3 separate regions of the Mus musculus genome follow, and all the other regions are linked to region 3. A link is a loop called in an ENCODE intact Hi-C map of the cell type or tissue named here. Cell type or tissue: heart. All regions are shown on one strand. Links, peaks and the distances in the headings refer to the core of each region. The heading gives the core; the rest is flanking DNA.

The links. A loop is a pair of places that touch in the nucleus more often than their neighbours do. Peaks named below come from ENCODE experiments on the same cell type or tissue, not always from the same donor. Only the 100,000 strongest peaks of a DNase experiment are listed, where the experiment ranks them.
Region 1: a loop joins it to region 3, with 6 times the contacts of the local background. A loop is called at or near these places in 18 of 42 quality-filtered maps.
Region 2: it touches region 3 in a loop (2.6-fold over the local background); 2 of 42 quality-filtered maps call a loop at or near these places.

Annotation. Positions count from the first base shown.
Region 1 is chr16:18,403,135-18,409,050 of GRCm38, forward strand. It overlaps Arvcf (armadillo repeat gene deleted in velocardiofacial syndrome), which reads left to right. Exons shown (of 18, transcript NM_001272029.1): 12 at 192-390; 13 at 494-605; 14 at 700-787; 15 at 1,001-1,054; 16 at 1,326-1,411; 17 at 1,968-2,087; 18 at 2,473-3,942. The coding sequence ends at 2,075. It overlaps Comt (catechol-O-methyltransferase), which reads right to left. Exons shown (of 6, transcript NM_001111062.1): 6 at 3,748-4,906. The coding sequence ends at 4,703. Among named protein-coding and RNA genes, the nearest start is that of Gm15764, 7.5 kb to the right of the region's middle. In heart, for the core only: a CTCF peak has its summit at 3,283; DNase peaks (open chromatin) are centred at 2,157, 2,537, 3,487 and 4,887; H3K27ac peaks cover 1,684 bases.
Region 2 is chr16:18,492,331-18,498,246 of GRCm38, forward strand. It overlaps a transcript of Gnb1l not described here. Among named protein-coding and RNA genes, the nearest start is that of Gnb1l, 3.4 kb to the right of the region's middle. In heart, for the core only: a CTCF peak has its summit at 3,049 (motif pointing left); no DNase peak of the experiment used is centred there.
Region 3 is chr16:18,342,836-18,348,751 of GRCm38, forward strand. Tango2 (transport and golgi organization 2) reads right to left here and starts at 1,075. Exons shown (of 9, transcript NM_001359109.1): 1 at 963-1,075. Arvcf (armadillo repeat gene deleted in velocardiofacial syndrome) reads left to right here and starts at 5,347. Exons shown (of 18, transcript NM_001272029.1): 1 at 5,347-5,621. In heart, for the core only: CTCF peaks have their summits at 2,577 (motif pointing right) and 5,157 (motif pointing right); DNase peaks (open chromatin) are centred at 1,156, 2,586 and 5,306; H3K4me3 peaks cover 2,067 bases; H3K27ac peaks cover 1,725 bases.

The sequences.
Region 1 (5,916 bases), core at 363-5,362, 60 kb after region 3:
CCAGATTCCTCCTCCCAGGTGGTTGGTTGGGCTGGTCCTACCCTGAGCTATAGGGGCTTAGGTCTTTCCCCAGTCACTGAGGCTCAACCTGCTAGCAGAGGTTGTGTCTGGTGATACCCATTGTCTGAATGCCAGTCCTTCTCACAGGGGTAGAGCAGAGATATGTCCTAATGTCTGACCCTGCCTCTTAGGGAGCTATGCCATGACAGAGCTGGTTCGGAATGTTCGCAATGCACAGGCTCCCGCTCACCCCAGTGCCCACCTGGAGGAGGATACTGTGGTTGCCGTGCTCAACACCATCCATGAGATCGTGTCCGACAGCCTGGACAATGCTCGCTCCCTCCTGCAGGCCCGTGGTGTGCCTGCCCTGGTAGCACTTGTGGCCTCCAGGTGGGTGAGGGCAGGGCCTGCTGAGGGTCGGGTGGGTTTGGGGATGGAGGGAGACTAGGATGCGGTAGGCCACTGACCCCAGCCCTGGCTGCTGCTGCTGCAGCCAGTCAGTGCGGGAGGCCAAGGCAGCATCACACGTGCTACAGACTGTATGGAGCTACAAGGAGCTGCGTGGAGCCCTGCAGAGGGATGGCTGGACGAAGTCACGCTTCCAGGTACAGCTGCCCCGCCTTCTCTCTTACTTTGTCACGTCTGATCCCAAGCAGTTTCTTAGGCCTTAACTCTTGCTTGTGTTTTGTGACTCCTCAGTCTGCTAGCACTGCCAAAGGACCCAAAGGGACACCAAGTTCTGGCGGCTTTGATGACAGCACACTGCCACTGGTAGACAAGAGCCTTGGTGAGCACAAGCAGGGGAGAGGGACATGAGACTTACCCTGAGGCTTAAGGGTAGCTCCCACCTGCTAATGCACAAGGTAGGTGGGGTTAAGGAGATAGGACAGACTCCTGACAGAAGACACTGAGCACTGTTCTGTGGCGAGCATGTCAGCATGTCTGTCCTGCCCTCCCCATGCCTGCACACTGCTCATGGACACCTGCTCATGCCTTGCAGATGGGGAGAAGTCAAACACCCGGGATGTGATCCCCATGGATACCCTTGGTCCAGGTGAGTGCAGGTGTGCAGGCAAGAGGACTGGGGAGGACCACCCGGTTTCATGGTGTAACCCTGGGCGATGCCGAGGCCTTGCTATGATAAGATGTCAATTGGAGAAAAGATAGGTGGTTGATTTAGAGGCCTCAGGACTGGTTGGAGCTGGCACTTAGACCAGAAGTCCCCCATCCCAGGGCTTTCTGTATTTGGACTGAAGGAAGATCACCTATCCCCATGGTGACTTCCCCAGAACTCCATTTATTCCATGCTCTGTTCCACCCTACAGATGGTTACGCCACAGTTGACCGGAGGGAGAGGAGGACACTGGGCAGTGACTCCACAGGGGACACCTCTGAGAAAGAACTATTGAGAGTGAGTAACAGCAAGCAAGTGTCCAGGGAGGCTTGTCAAGAGAACAGCCAGATAGTGTTGAGCCTGATCAGAATTGGAGGACACGGCTGGAGTGGCACTCACTTGCAGGGCCCAGGAAGTAGCCTATATATCCATCATCAATCAGACTTCAGCACTGAGGGGGTCTGGTGCACGCACCTGCCGCAAAGAAGCAGACAGGGGCAGCTCTGCCTGGCCACAGGCTGCGTAGGTCCAGAGAGTCCGAGCAAACGGATTTGTACCTTTCTCTTACATGTGTATGGGCAAGGTGTCTACTGTGGTCCCCTGGAAAAGGCAGCATCTACCACCTGTGTGCCAGTATCCTGGCTTCACGTACCAGCCTCTGGGTACATTCATGTGTGAGCCATAACCAACCCCAGAGCTTGGCTTCCTTGTACTGCCTTGGCAGGCCCTCCATGCCACCCCTTCCTTATATACATCAATCAGCCTGAACCAGTCTAGCCTACCCTTAGTTGCAGTTAACCTGCTTTTATTTTCTGCTTCTAACTCCTGTCTGCCCACCCACCATGCACTGCAGCCCGATCCTGGCAGGAAGGCCCCTCCGCCTGGGCCCAGCAGGCCCTCGGTCAGGCTGGTGGACGCCGTGGGGGACACTAAGCCTCAGCCTGTTGACTCCTGGGTCTAGCTTGCATGCCTGGTACGTTCCTTCCTCTGGTTTGCCCATCCTTGGACTAGGGCTCCGTGTTCATCTCTGCTTGCTGCATGACTGAGCTCCCTATGTGATCTCTGGCAGGACTTGACAACAGCCCTGTTCCGGTCTCTGGAGATCAGGGTCCTGGGGAAACAGGCCCCCTATTTCCTCAAATACCCCCAGCACAGGGCCCTGTGAGGACCCGCAAGACAGGACTGGTTCTGGTGTCAAGGGTCTTGGTATGGCCCATCCCTCACTCCACAGCTACTGCTTCTGTATGGCCTATCAAGGCAGCTCCCTGTATGGAGGTCCCAAGTCACCTTGCTACACTTTGCTGCCTCTTATCTATCTGGGCTCCCGACTAAACATCTGTCTTTGCCTTCCTTTGCAGGGCCCTGGCCCAGCTGTTTGTTCTTAGGGATCGCATCGAGGTAGCTGGAAGAGGGCCAGAGGGCCCGCCATCTTGAGCAGAACCAGTCTTGGAGCCAGGAGCCCCACCCTGCTGTGGCAGGGTGGCCAAGCCTCTTGTCCTACCTTACCCTACCCTCTTCTCTACTCTTCTGCTCTAACTCTCCAGGTCTGAGTTAGCTGTTTACTGACATGGTGCTGTGTGGTAGGAGAGGAGGCTGGGGGGAGGTCCCCATGCACAGCCACAGAGGAGCAAATACAAGCCTGGATTGGAGGTCCTGGAGCAGGCAATGGGACAAGTAGGGGGCCTTGGAAAAGAACTTGGGCTCCCAAGGGTGGCTGGAGTACTACACTGCATGTAGGCTGACCACAGGGAGGGCTGCTCTAAAAGAGTCCAGACAGGGAAGTTTAGGAGGCAGCCAGATTGGGGGTAGTGGCAAGCTGTGCTTGTCACCAGCACCCCCATCCTTGGATTCCTGGAACACCTTCCCTCTGCAGCATACTCCTCCTAAGCTGCCTGTGGCTGGGGCCACCCTGGCTGTTGCATCTGCCTAGAACCTCAAGTAACCTCGGGGCCTGACTGCCGGCAGCAGTGGGGGGAACTGCTGTTCAGTGCCTGCTGTTTGTGACTTTAAAATGAAGAAAACTGACAAAATGCATTAAAAATGAAACCAAAATAAGACTATCAACAAAAATTGAAATTTTTGTAAGAAAATTTAAAGATTAAAAAAGCAGCAAAGAACTGCCTGTCTTCTGCCTTGGCTCACCAGGAGAGGGCACAGTCCTGTGCTAGCTGAGCCACCACTGCCCCCTGGTGAAGATACAGTTCCCTCAAGTCCCATTGCAGGGAGGGGGTGGAAGGGGTATGGGGGTTGTGCTCTGCCCCTGGCCTCAGGCACGTCCCACTGCTGTCACTCCTGGCTCCTGTGTGCCGGCTGACCAATATGGGCATATGTGGGAGCAGACAAGATGGAGCTGACCTTTGTTTCTAGTCTAGGAAATGGGCCCCTACTGAGGCCTTGAGGAGCCTCTTGAAAGAGATGGGGGCTAGGGTGACTCTTAAGCTTGGGTTGGCACTTCCTCAGAATCTGGGTGCCTGGCAGACATGCCTCAATGGTGTGAACTGGAGAGACTGTTTATCCCAGAGACATCGGGGACAGCGTGGCCCCATGCCTGTTTAGTCAGAGATGAGTACAAAGGCTGTTCTGCGCCAAGTAAGAGCAGTGTGGTAGCTGAAAAGAATAACTCAGTGAATTTCTTATATCCAAATATTTAGATCTTTAATTTCTTTTATAATATAAAAGAGATTATGACTTTTTTTTTCAAAGTATTTCTATGTAGCCCTGGCTGTCCTGGAACTCACTGTGTAGACCAGGCTGGCACAGAACTCAGATCCATCTGCCTCTGCCTCCTGGATTCTGGGATTAAAGGCATGCGCCATCATACCTGAAAAGTTTGTGACTCATTCTTAAGATGAAATGTGGTATGAGTTGCTGGTGACAGTACCGTCTGAGTCGTTGCTGCCATTGGTGACAGCCGAATGGTATCTGGATATGTTCAGTTTCCTGACTTCTTGCTGAGTGATGGCAGTGCCTAGGGATCCCACACTGAAACTTTGTAAAAAATCTCCTCTTCCAGTTAGTGAGGCCATCAGGATGACACCTGCTTTGATTTTTTTTTTTTTTTTTTTTTTTTTTTTTTTTTTTTTTTTTTTTTTTTTTTTAAAAGATTTATTTATTTATTATATGTAAATACACTGTAGCTGTCTTCAGACACACCAGAAGAGGGCATCAGATCTTGTTACGGATGGTTGTGAGCCACCATGTGGTTGCTGGGATTTGAACTCTGGACCTTCAGAAGAGCAGTCGGGTGCTCTTACCCACTGAGCCATCTCACCAGTCCCCCTTTTTTTTTTTTTTTAAATCTCCCTTTTTGTTCTTGGGTGCAGAGGATTCACCGTGAGGGGTTTTGCGTGCCAGGCACGCACTGTGATCTACTGCATCTCTGGCCTCAATGCAGCCTTTGATGCACAGGTGTTTTCCAGGGGTATTGTAGTGGTTTGCATGGTGAGCTCACTACCTTTAATGTGCCAGTGTATGACAATCTGGAGCCACAGGCCCTGAGGAAAGGCCCCAGAAGCATAGAGGGGGTCAGAGTGAGTGTGTGTCATCGTGCAGAAGGGAGCTGGGACGGAAGCTCATCAGGCTGAGTGGTCAGGACTTCACGGGGCTGCTGCCTGGACCCTGGTAGACTGCCTTCTCCAAGCCGTCCACCACTTTCATGTACTCCAGGTATGAGCTGTAGTGTGTGCACTCGAAGCTGCTGCTCCCCCTCACATACGCCAGGAAGTCAGGGGTTCCCGGGACAATGACATTGTCAGCTAGGAGCACCGTCCCCTTGCGCAGCAGGCCACATTCCTGCAGGGGACAGACAGGGAGGGTCAGGAATGCTTGGCAAGCACAGTGCAATCCATGGGCAGCTGCTCTCCCATGGAACCACTTCCAACTCCTATTCTTCCTCGAATCCATCCCCAGCCCTAGAGGAGCATGTAGGCCACACAGTGAAGGTTTGGAGGTTCGCCAGTTTCCCTCCAACACTCTATGCCAAGAATATGGCATCCTCACCAACAACCCTGCCCTTGAGGATCTGCTCTGGACTTTTTTTGGGCCAGGGAAGACACTAGGTGCTAGGCTCTGAGCAGGAGGGAGTCGTTCCTGGGCCCTTGGAGCAGTGGGTCTAGAACTTGTGATTGTGAGAATCCCATGTAGGATGCTTGTCTATCCTCTCTGGGAAGTATATCAGCTGATAGCATACAAATAACTGAAGTACCTGCCAAGAAAGGGGTGGGAGGGGGCAGGGGTAGGGAGAGCCAGGAAACAGGACACTTGAATATCTGTTTGCCCAGGAGGCTTAGGGGGTTGTTTTTAACATAATCATGAAACAAAAGATAATAACAGCAGTTCTGTCTGATGGGGTCACGTCTGTAATCTCAGCGGTCGGGAGGCTGAGGCAGATTCATTGGTTCCAGGCTACCCGGACTATGTAAGACATGTAAGGCACTTGTCTTCAAACATACTGGAAGCAACCCAAAATGGAAAGTAAAATCCAGTAAGTAGCCCTTGGCTGAAGTGTGTCTCAGTGGGAAGAGCACTGCTAGCAGGCACACACACAAATAAAAACATCCCATCATGCTGCTGTCCCAGAGAGAAAGCAGAGGGCTCTGGGTCCTCACACACCAGTGCTGTGCTCTTACAGTTGACCAGGGCTCCAGCTGGCCCTAGTGGGTGGGGGTGGGGTGTGGACTATGAGAGGGCTGAGGGACCCTGAGGCTGGTCAGTAAGCTCGGGATAGTCTCCCGCCACAACATCCAAGTGTCTCGCTATGAATAGGACCCTGCCCAGTCCAGAAGGGGACCCTGCAGTTAGAG
Region 2 (5,916 bases), core at 363-5,362, 150 kb after region 3:
TCTACAGAATTTCAGGCCATCCAGGAGTACATAGTGAGGCCCTGTCTCAAAAAAAGTTAAAGGAGGCTGGAGTGATCCAAGTGGTTAAGAACGCTTGTTGCTCTTGCAGAGGACCAGGATTTCACTCCTATCACTCATTAGGTGGCTCACAGACATCTGAACTCCCGTACAGGGTATCTGATACCCTTGCTAGCCTGTGAGGGCACTAGGCACACACAGGGTACACATACATGCATGCAAGCAAAACACACAAAATAAGTAAATCTAAAACAAATTTTAAATTAATATATTATTCTTTATGTACATATGTACCTGTATGAATTTGTATGTACCATGTGAATGCAAGAGTCCCTGTAGACCAGAGCAGATCATCAGACGCTCTAAAGTATGCTCCTGCAGTTAAAATTCATAAGATATTGACAATAACATCATAGGCAGAGAAAGTTACATACCAATACCGTGCTAAATTCCTTTTTGAATATGAATGTATTGAAGTTAGCAATACATGCAAGGACTTTATCCCAGGAATGCAAGATGGTTTCCTTTTGAACATTTTATTTATATAATTTAATACCTTAACTAGATGGTAAAGAAAATATCAAAATCATATTAATAGAGGAAGTATATTTAACTAAGTTTATCACACATTTTATGAAAACCTTCAGGAAAAATACTCTGGGACTGCAGAGCTGGCTCAGCAGCTAAGAGCACTTACTGCTCTTCCTGAGGATCAGGCTTGGTTTCTAACGCTCACATGGTGACTCACAAACTCTGGTTCCAGAGGATCCTAGATGCTTTCCTGGCCTCTGAGAGTACCAGGTATACATGTGGTAAAAGACATAAATACAGGCTGGAGAGATGAAAAAAAAAAAAAGACATAAATACAAGGCAAAACAACGTGCATGTAAAATACAATTTAAATAATAAATGTTTAAAAGTAAAACCCCTTTAAACTAGCAAAACAGTGGGATGAACATCAGCAGCCAATGTCACACGTGGTTAAAAAAAAAAAACAACAAAAAACCAATATTTCCCTTTAAGGCAAGGGATGAGTCAAAGGTGCCCACTGCTACTACTTCCCGTGTGTTACTGAAGTTCTCAAACACTGCCATGAGCAAGAGTAATAATAATAATAATGTTGCTGGGCGGTGGTGGCACGTGCCTTTAATCCTAACACTACCATGTCTAATTCTGCTGAAAAAACACTAAAGATGACTTCAAAAGAAAAAAATATTCTATGCTCATAGATTGGAAAACTTAGTATTTTTGTGCTGTGTTTCATTCATACTAGACATGTGGTCCATTGCTGATCTATAATCCTAGCCCAATATTTTATTTATTGGGGGAGGGGGTAGTGAGACAGGGTCTGTCCTGTAACTTGCAATGTAGACCAGGATGTTATTGAACTCAGAGATCCACCTGCTTTTAACTTCTGAGTGCTGGGACTAAAGGTGTGTACCACCACACCTGGAATCCCAGCACAATATTTTAAAATATCAATACACCCTAAGTGATCTAAAGACTTAAGCGATTTGTATTAACACTTCAATGGTGTTTTGGTAAAAATAGAAAAACCTATTCTAAACCGGCCTTGGTGGTATATGTCTGTAACCCTGGCAACTGAGAGGGAAGAATCTGAGACAGCAGGATTTCAAATAAATAATGTGTGTGTGATATGTACATAGGTTGATATACAGACAACCCACATATAGTCTTCAGTGCTTGTGGATTCTGCATCAACATGTTCAACCAGCTGTGGTAGAGACTGTTTGGCAAGGGGCAACATACCTCAGCTGCCAATGTAGGCTACAGAATGAGGCTGTCTGTCTCAGTAAGAAAGAAGGGGGCTATGAAAGAAAGAATCGGGGGAGGGAGGGAGGGAGGGAGGGAGGGAGAGAGAGAGAGAGAGAGAGAGAGAGAGAGAGAAAGAAAGAAAGAAAGAAAGAAAGAAAGAAAGAAAGAAAGAAAGAAAGAAAGAAAGAAAGAAAGAAAGAAAGAAAGAGGGGCTGGTGAGATGGCTCAGTGGGTAAGAGCACCCAACTGCTCTTCCGAAGGTCCGGAGTTCAAATCCCAGCAACCACATGGTGGTTCACAACTATCTGTAACAAGATCTGACGCCCTCTTCTGGAGTGTCTGAAGACAGCTACAGTGTACTTATTACATATAATAAATAAATAAATCTTTTAAAAAAAAGAAAGAAAGGAAGGAAGGAAGGAAGAAAGAAAGAGCAAATTTGAAGGTCTTATACTTCTTGATTTCAAACTTAACTATAAAGCTACAGTACTCAAAACAGTGTGGTACTAGCATTAAATCAGACATATAGGCTGGGTGTGGTGGCACACACCGTTAATCCCAGCACTTGGGAGGCAGAGGCAGGTGGATTTCTGAGTTCAAGGCCAGCCTGGTCTACAAAGTGAGTTCCAGGACAGCCAGGGCTACACAGAGAAACCCTATCTTGAAAAAAAAAATCAGATATATAGACCAATGGAAAACAACAGAAAGCTCTGTATAAAAAGAAACACACGTTTGTGATTGCTAGTATGTGTGTAATGTGTGTGAGCTTGTGCACACAATATCAAATGACTTTTTAAGAATGTTTTTTATCTTATGAGTATGACTATTTTGCCTGCATATATGTACAATACATGCATGCAGTGTCTTCAAAGGCCAGAAGGTGTTGAATACCCTGGAACTAGAGTTGCAGACAGTTGTGAGCTGTCATGTGGGTGCTGAGAACTGAACCTGGGTCCTGTGTGAAAGCAACAAGTGCTCTTAACCAATGAGCCACCTCTCTAAGCCCACCAATGACTTTTGACAAAGGTGACAAGACAGAGAAGGGACAATATCTTTAATGAATAGTTCTGGGAAACTGAGTATCTGCATGGCAAACCCAGAGCATAGCTACTTGTTGGCAGGTTGTGGAGGTATTGGAAGACTTGTGCACCACTGATGGCAACAGATAATGATGTGGCCATCTTCTTCTAGAAGTCCTGAGTTCAATTCCCAGCAAATGCATTGTGGCTCACACCATCTATAATGGGGTCTTATGCCCTCTTCTGGCATGTAGATGTATATGCAGATAGAACGCTCACATACAGTAAATAAATAAATCTTTTTTTTTAAAGATCTATTTATTTTATGTATATGAGTACACCATTGCTCCCTTCAGGCACACCAGAAGAGCGCATCAGATCCCATTACAGATGGTTGTGAGCCACGATGTGATTGAACTCAGGATCTCTGGAAGAGCAGTCGGTGCTCTTAACCGTTGAGCCATCTCTCCAGCCCTCTCCCACCCCCACCCCCCGCTTTTTTTTTTTTTTAAATAAATTAAAACCAGTGACTCAAACATCTTTTACAGTGTGTCCTGGCTAGTTTTATGCCAACTTGACATAAACTAAATTCACCTGAGAGGAGGGAACCTCAGTTAAAAAATGCCTCCATAAGATCAGGCTGCAGTCAGGTCTGTAGGGCATTTTTCTATTCAGTGATCAATGAGGGAGGGTCCAGCTCATTATAGATGGTGCCATACTTTGGCTGATAGTTCTGGGTTCTATAAGAAAGCACGCTGAGCAAGCTGCAAGGAGCAGCCAGTAAGCAGCACTCCTCCCTCCAGGTTCCTGCCCAGTTTGAGTTCTAGTCCTGACTTCCTCCAATGATAGACTAAGATCTGAAAGTGTAGGACAAATAAACCCCCCACCCCAACTTACCTTTTGGTCATGGTGTTTCATCAAAGCAATAGAAACCCTAAGGTACAGTGATCAGTGATCCTACAGCACTGTTATCCCACAGTGGCCACCAGCACAAACAGTTCAGTGTCATAAGGGATGATGGGCAGTGCAGACACTCACGAGAGGGATCAATTAGCTTTTGTTTGTTTATTTTTGGGTGGTGTATTGGGGTTCTCTAGAGTCACAGAACTTATGGATAGTCTCTATATAGTAAAGGAATTTATTGATGACTTACAGTCTGCAGTCCAATTCCCAACAATGGTCAGTAGCAGCTGTGAATGGAAGTCCAAGGATCTAGCAGTTGCTCAGTCATGCACGGCAAGCAGGCAAAGGACAGGGAGAGGGAGAGGGAGAGGAGGGGGAGGNAGAGGGGAAGGGGGGGAGGGAGGGGGAGGGGGAGAGAGGGAGAGAGAGAGGGGGAGAGAGAGAGAGAGAGAGAGAGAGAAAGAGAGAGTTCCTTCTTCCATTGTCCTTATATGGTCTCCAACAGAAGGTGTAGCCCAGATTAAAGTTGTGTGCCACCTTTAATTCCAGATGACCTTGAACTCAGAGATCTCCGGGTCTTAATCTTCTGGAATTCATAGCCACTATGCCTCAAGATCTCCATATCAAGATCCAGATCAGAAACTTCTATCTCCCAGCCTCCAGATTAGGGTCACTGGTGAGCCTTCCAATTCTGAATTGTAGTTCATTCCAGATATAGTCAAGTTGACAACCAGGAATAGCCACTACAGGTGGTTTTGATACAGATGCCTGAGTATATAGACCAAGCTGGTCTGGAATTCATAGAAATCCACTTGCTTCTGCCTCCTGAGTTCTGGATTAAAGACTGGCTTAAAACAATGTTTATGCCGGGCGTGGTGGCGCACGCCTTTAATCCCAGCACTCGGGAGGCAGAGGCAGGCTCATTTCTGAGTTCGAGGCCAGCCTGGTCTACAAAGTGAGGTCCAGGACAGCCAGGGCTATACAGAGAAACCCTGTCTCGAAAAACAAAACAAAACAAAAAAAAAAACCAATGTTTATTTTTATATGGATGAGTGCTTCTGCATGCATGTAATATGTGAGCTCTGTATGTGCTTAGTGACCGGAAACTAGAAAAAAATCATACATTGGAAGTGGAGTTATGGATATTTGTGAGCCACAGTGTAGGTGCTGGCAAACAGACTGAGGTTCTACGCAGGAGCCGTCAGTGCCTTCTCTCCAGTCTCTCAGTCAGCACTTAAAAAGAAGGCAATTCAGGTACATACTACAGCATGGATGAACCCTGAAAATATATGAAATTAAATACATTCACAAATGGACATTTCATGAGCACCAATTACATGGGGTACACAGTCAAATTCAGACTGCAAATGGTGGGAGCTCAGGGTTTGGAGACGAGGAGTCAGTGCTTAATGGATAGTTTCTAGTGTGATGAAATAGTTTTGGATATGGTGGCAATAGTTGCACAGCCTCGAGAATACATTTATTAATATTACTACTGAACTGTATGCTTTACAATGGTTACTATGTTAACTTTTGTCGTGGACATTTGAGGTGATGCCCTAAAATAAAACCCAAAAGGTGGCCGGGCGTGGCGCACACCTTTAATCCCAGCATTTGGGAGGCAGAGGCAGGTGGATTTCTGAGTTCGAGGGCAGCCTGGTCTAAAAAGTGAGTTCCAGGACAACCAAGGCTACACAGAGAAACCCTGTCTCGAAAAACCAAAAAAAAAAAAAAAAAACAAGAAAACCCCCAAAAGGCAGTTTGGAAAAAGGCCGACAGTTGGGTAGTCTTTTGCACAAGCCTGCTGTTCACTATTAACTGGCTAAAGCTGCTTGGGCCTGAGGGTGATTGGAATTCACAGAAACAACCCTTCCCTTAAGGGAGGAAGTTTAAATTATCAGGTCAATTAGAAAAGATACAACTGAAAAAAAAAAAAAAAAAGCTAAGTTTCATTCACACTTCAAGGAGGTGTTTCCTGGCTGGGTGCCACTTTTATTGCTTTTGGCCCGAGCTACTGAAAGGCCCACAGACCCTTGGAAGGTACAATGTGATCTTTGATTCCCCTTTCAAGGATCAAAGCCAGTGCGTTTGGGTGTAAATGCAGATAACATTTCAGAGATCTTTCATGAAAGGAGTCATCAGAGCAGGGAAAACAGGGAGGTGGTGTGTCATGTGTGTGCTTGCTTTCAGATGGGATGCA
Region 3 (5,916 bases), core at 471-5,470:
CAGACCACATGACCCAGGAGGTCTCAGGGAAAGGGGAAGAAGCACGGGCCTGGAAGCCAATCACCCTGGCTTGCAGCAGCCTTGGAAACACATGCCTCCTTGGCTAGAGTTTACTTCACTATGTACAAGGTTGGACTAATGAAACTACCTTAAAAAATTGTCTAGAGGACATGTCTCTCACCTGTCCCTTATAGCTGTCACATCTACCCCATAGAAGATGGCTGAGCTTAGTAGTGGCAAAACGGTAGTCAGCAGGCCCAGACAGCAGACAGGTCTGCTGAGCAAGGCATTTGCAAGGGCATAGGGTGCACTCTAAAGACATGACTTATCGGGCAGAAGGAAACATAGGAAAGATGCTGAGGGTACATGGATGGATCTCAACATCAGGGCCTCCTTGTCCACTGTCCAAGAGGCAAACAAGCAAAACCTCAGCTGCCAATGAGCCTAGAGTGGGGCCAGACCTGGCCTGGATGCAGCCTACACGCAATGTCCTCCCGTTCTGAGCAAGGGTTCACTACGCCAGCCCAGTAAAGCCCATATCAGGCATAAGAATGACCCAGCACTTGCTGTCTACTCTGACATTCTGTGAAGCCCAAGGCCCCATCGGAGGTTTCAGAGTGAGAGGGGCGACATGACTAGGCTCCAGAGTAATTCTTGACACTGGAGACTGCAGCCCTTCACCCTGCAACAACCATGCAGCTCTCTGTCCCGCCAATCTAGCCTCTTACACAGCAAGTCTGCCCCTGCTGCCGAGACCCTTCCCCGCACCCAATCCTGACAGGGATAAATAGAAACATCTTCCAGTACCGTGAGGGTTTTGCTTTCAATTATCAGAGACAGTCTGGTCTGGTCTGTCAGACTAGAGTCCCGAACCAGCAGGCCGTTTAGTTTCCATTTAATGCCTTGGAAAGGGAAAACTGAATTATGACGAGAAGGGGCGGACCGCCTCGTCCTCGACCAACCTGATCCAGACCGCGTTCCAGGAGCCCGGCGCCCGACCTTGGGTCAGCCCCGCCAGGAGCGCAGCCCGCTAGCCCCAGCCACCCGCTGCACACTCACCGCCTCCGCCGCCGCCGACTTCCGGGTGCCGCACCCGCGGGCTTTAGCCTCCAGCCCAGAACCCGCCCGGCCCGCCTCCAGAGCGCTCGCTATTGGGCGCAGCAGCGAAGGGCGGAGCATCGAACCCAGAACCGCGGCCTTGTTGGCCGTATGTGCTGTCGCTTAGAGATATAGCGCTCCGCCCCCGCAGCTGCACCAAGACTGGAGATGCACCAAGGCTGGCGATGCACCAAGGCTGGAGCTGTGTGGGCATCTGGTCCTTTCATGCAGCCACAGCTCCTCAGCCTGTGGGTTATCTCTGTGAGACCCTGCACCCCGCCCGGTTCAGGCGCTGGACCCACCTCCACCCCCTTTAGACAAAGTCCTGGTCTTTATCTCTAGACCATATCATCTGTCCCAGATAGCCCTCCCCTCCCTTTGTCGCCTCCAAGTCTTACTAGACTGCCTGTATCCTTGGCCTCTGACTTCTCATCTATTGTATTCCCTGCACTAAAAAACAACACAGAACACGGACTTCTGCTCCACCGTGCCTTCCATAGTCCTTAAGAAGTCACAGAGGCTGTTCTGTGAGTCCAGACCCCCAAGGATGAGGAATTTACCATGCTTGAGCTATGTTTGGACAATGACTGGGACATTTAGAACAGGGCCAGGACAATCACTGGGGGCTTCCTGTACCTGTTAATATCAGGTTGTGTAAGGGGCTTGAGCATCCATCGCTAAGGTGGAGGGAGCATCAGAGGTCCTCCCCAAAGTGAGTACTCAGTACAAGGATCACAACCACATTAAAGACAATGATACTGTACTACAGACTCTCAACCCAGTTGACTTGATACCCAGTTCTCATTCACTCCACTTGAGAGATGTAAATATAATTGCTCAGAGCAGTTAAGCTATTCACTTGAAGTAAAATAAAGGGCTAGCAAGATAGCTGCCTGGGTATAGATGCTCGCTGTCAAACCTGGCCACCTGTGTTCCATCCTTGGGATCCACATGGTGGAAGGAGAGATCTGTGTCCTTTATGTTGTTCTCTGATCACCACATGTGCATTGTGGTATATACTCACAAAATAAAATGTAATTGATTTAAAAAAAAAATGCCGGGCTGGTGAGATGGCTCAGTTGGTAAGAGCACCCGACTGCTCTTCCAAAGGTCCGAAGTTCAAATCCCAGCAACTACATGGTGGCTCACAACCATCCGTAATGAGATCTGACTTCTGGAGTGTTTGAAGGCAGCTACAGTGTACTTACATATAATAAAAAAAAAATAAATAAATCTAAAAAAAAAAAAAAAAAAAAATGCCAAGTGGCATTAGCTGCCTGGACGATCTAGGTGCCATGGTCCCAAACTTCAATGCTGATGTTTTGCAGAAAACTGGAACTCAGAGAGGCGAAAGCAAGGCTGTAGCCAGACCCAGTCACAGCTCTGCCCTCTCTCACACAGCCTCACCAGCATTCCTCCTGAGAACTAAAGGAAATCATTTGCAAACATGACCAGACTCCGGAGACTATGACTCCTGGCCAGCAGGTGGCAGACCTAGCTAGGCACTTCCATTCTTCCTCCAGCTTAGCACAGTCACCCTGTGCTCCTGCCAGCTGTCTCCATCTGAGCTGCCAGATCACTTGGTCTACAGGACTAAGAGGTAGTCATGGACAAGCAGGACACGGGCTTGAGGCTAAAAGAGCATGGTCTGGGATATAGCAGATACACAGTAGCTTGTCCCCAAAGCACCAAGCCATGAATTCAGAGTGGGACAATGGCTGGATATGCTTTCTCATCAATCCTATCCATAAAGAGAGATGTAAGAACATGTTGAACAGTGGTTCGAATCCCATCACAGGCAGCAGGTGGCCCTTTGGGGGCGGGGGGGATTTGAACCTCTGCCCCAATTTTTTCCTTAATTATTTATTAACTTTACATCCTGATAGCAGCTCCCCTCCTTCCTCTCCTCCCAGTCCCAAATCCAACCCCCTATTACACCCTCCCCTCCTCCTCATAGAAGGGGGAGCCCCCCTTGGGTACCACCCCACCCTGGGACATCTAATCCCAGCACACCCTCTCCCTCTGAGGCCCAACTAGGCAGTCCAAATTAGGGGAAGGGGATCCAATTCCTGCCCCTATTTTTTTTTTTTTAATAGTTATGCACTCTGACATTCTCTCCCATTTGAGTCTGGCTCATTGTTCATTCCTCGAATGGGAGCTCACCACTTTTTGTAAACACCTTTTTAGGATTTAAGTGCCAACTAGTTAGGAAGTTCTTCCTGACAAACACTTCCTCTCTGTGGCTTTCCCCAGCACTATCCCTACAGAAATGGCCAGCAGCTGGATGGATAAGGAGGATGGGGGGGGGGGAGTGGGGGGGGGAGTGGGGGGGGGGGAGACAGACAGAGCAAGAAACACACACACAGTGAGAGAGAGAGAGACAGAGACAGAGAGAAAGACAGAGAGACAAACAGAGAGACAGAGAGGCAGAGAGAAGGGGGGAGATATTCATTATTGGCCCTGGTAAGGAGACTGTAAGATAGCAGCCCTGAAACCTATCTGAGCTGTCTCTATCCACCCTGATTTCCTCTATGCAGCTGATGATCAGGCTCTAAAGCAGCCAGGTCTCTAAAAGGGGACATTCCTACACTGGGAGGCTATGTCTCCCTTTTGCCCTCTTCTAGCAGAGAAAAACCTGTTCAGCCTCTGTCCCATCAGCAAGTATGGGGAAGTGGTATGATCCAGAGCTATGGGGTCTTCAAGAGAGGTGCTCCAGGATGAGTACGGGCCAGGGTAGAGCTGGATTGACTAAATCCACTTCTAACTGAGGAAAGAGAGTCCCCACCACACAGCAACTTAACCAGAAAGACAGCTGTAGTTAGTAGAGAGCTGTAGTTACAGCTTTACCTAGAGAGAGCTACCTTCTTGGAAGACTCTGCTTTCTTAGAGTTGCTCACTCTGCCTTGCCAGAGCTGCAACAATATCTCAATACCAGGATGCCAAATGGTGTTCATTTCAAGTAGCAATACCAACGGATTAGTAGCAACTGCCTTGACTCTGAAAAGCTCCTGGTATCAATTTGTATTGTAGGCGACCCAGAAGTGAGCTCCTGCTCCAGGCATTTACTTTCTTTGTCTTCACCAAGCAACCCTTATTGGGTGAGCACACTGGACTCAGCATAGGTGGGTGAAATATGACCATCTGGGTAGACCCCCTACACACACAAACGCACACACACACACACACCCTGGCCTCCATTAGCACTATCTGTAAGGGGCCTTGGGAAACACCGACAGCCCAGAAGAGTTGCTCATTTCCAGTGCACTCAGGATAAGAGGCTTCTGAGCAAGCACAGGCCAGATTCATTTCCACAGTCTGCACTTCCATCTCCTGTTTATGTTACAGCATCCCCCGTGGGTCCCCTCCACTGCCTTATGTCACTGCAGAGATGTGTTTGGTGTGCTTTACCTAGTAGGGAAATATGTGTTTATCTTTTCAGGCAGTGGATAAAGCTCCTTGATATTTCTCCAAGACTCAAAGCAGGGCAGAGGAAATCGGGACACCAGGGTGTAGTGGGGAAGAGATAAACACATAATTCCCCTTTCCCGGGAAGAGGACGCTTTTCATTGCCCCGGGGAAAGAGCAGTCTCATGCAGCTGTAGGGAGTGCCCAAAGGCTCTGTAAATACAGGCTTCATAGAAGAAAAAAAGCTCTAGTTTTTCTAGAGTCTGCTTTTGCCCTCAAAATCACTGCAACCATCCCCACTTTGTACCAGCCTAGCTGACCTTGTTCGTCCTTGCTGCAGGGGTTATGGGGACAGTGAGAGAGCCCCCAAGGCTGGAAGTCCAACGACTGGGTTCACGCCCTGGTTGCCTAAAGCCTCAATTTTCTATCTGTAAAATGGGATTTATCTTTACACTTGCGGAGTGTAAGATAAATACCATTCTATGCCAATAGAAAGGAATCGACGCTCAATGTCCGGTTAACAGCAGGATACCTGGGAACTTGGGGTGGAGATGGAGACAACGCTGCTGGAATCCGGGAGTGACCGCCTGCCCTGCAAGTTCCAGCTCAGGGCCTACTATCCCCAGAACTCCTCTGAAGATGGCCGGGAGGGGGCAACTCCGAGCCTCCTGCAGCTGCTGCAGCCACAGCATTCCGGGCAGGTGTCAGGGCCTGCTCTGCTAGGGGGCCGACCTGGGCTAAGACTGACAATACCAGGAACCCAACAGCAAGCCGCAATCTCTGCACATCCATCCAATCGGTGCGGGTTGCGGGGCGCGTCTCTCTACCAATGGGAAAATTCGCAGTTGGATGGGGCGGGGCGGAGGCCTCGTCTCCGGCCAGGTCCGCTTTGCGCACGGGCAGCGGGAGGGGTAGGAGGGCTAGCCTGCTTGCTGGCTGCTCCAGTAGGGGAGGAGGAGTGTTCCCCCCCTCACCTCCTCACAAGCACAAGTTGTGGCCCCGGGAGCCACTTTCGGTGCTGGGCGCTGGAGAGGCCGCTCCCCGCGCACCGGGGGACCTGGGGACGCCTGTCTTGGGGGCGGAGGCCGCGCTGCGGAGCCGCCCACGCCGCGCGCCAGGTGAGCTCGGCCGGGTGGGCGGGGTCCGGCTGTGGGCCTGGGGCTGGACACTCGGGCCCCGGCCAGGATTAGGGGTAGGTCCTGGGGGAGCGAGCTGGTATAGTGTCTAGACTGAGATGCGGACTAAGATAGGGACAGGGTCCTGGGCTCGGACTTTAGGTCTGGGTGGGGCTCGGAAGCTGGTTCTTCTGCTCACCCGCGCTCTAGCACACGACGGGTCCCCAGAGACCCGGGTGGTTGGGGGCGGGTCCCTTTGTGCATGACCTCAGGGCTCTGTCCAACCTGGCTACGGCGC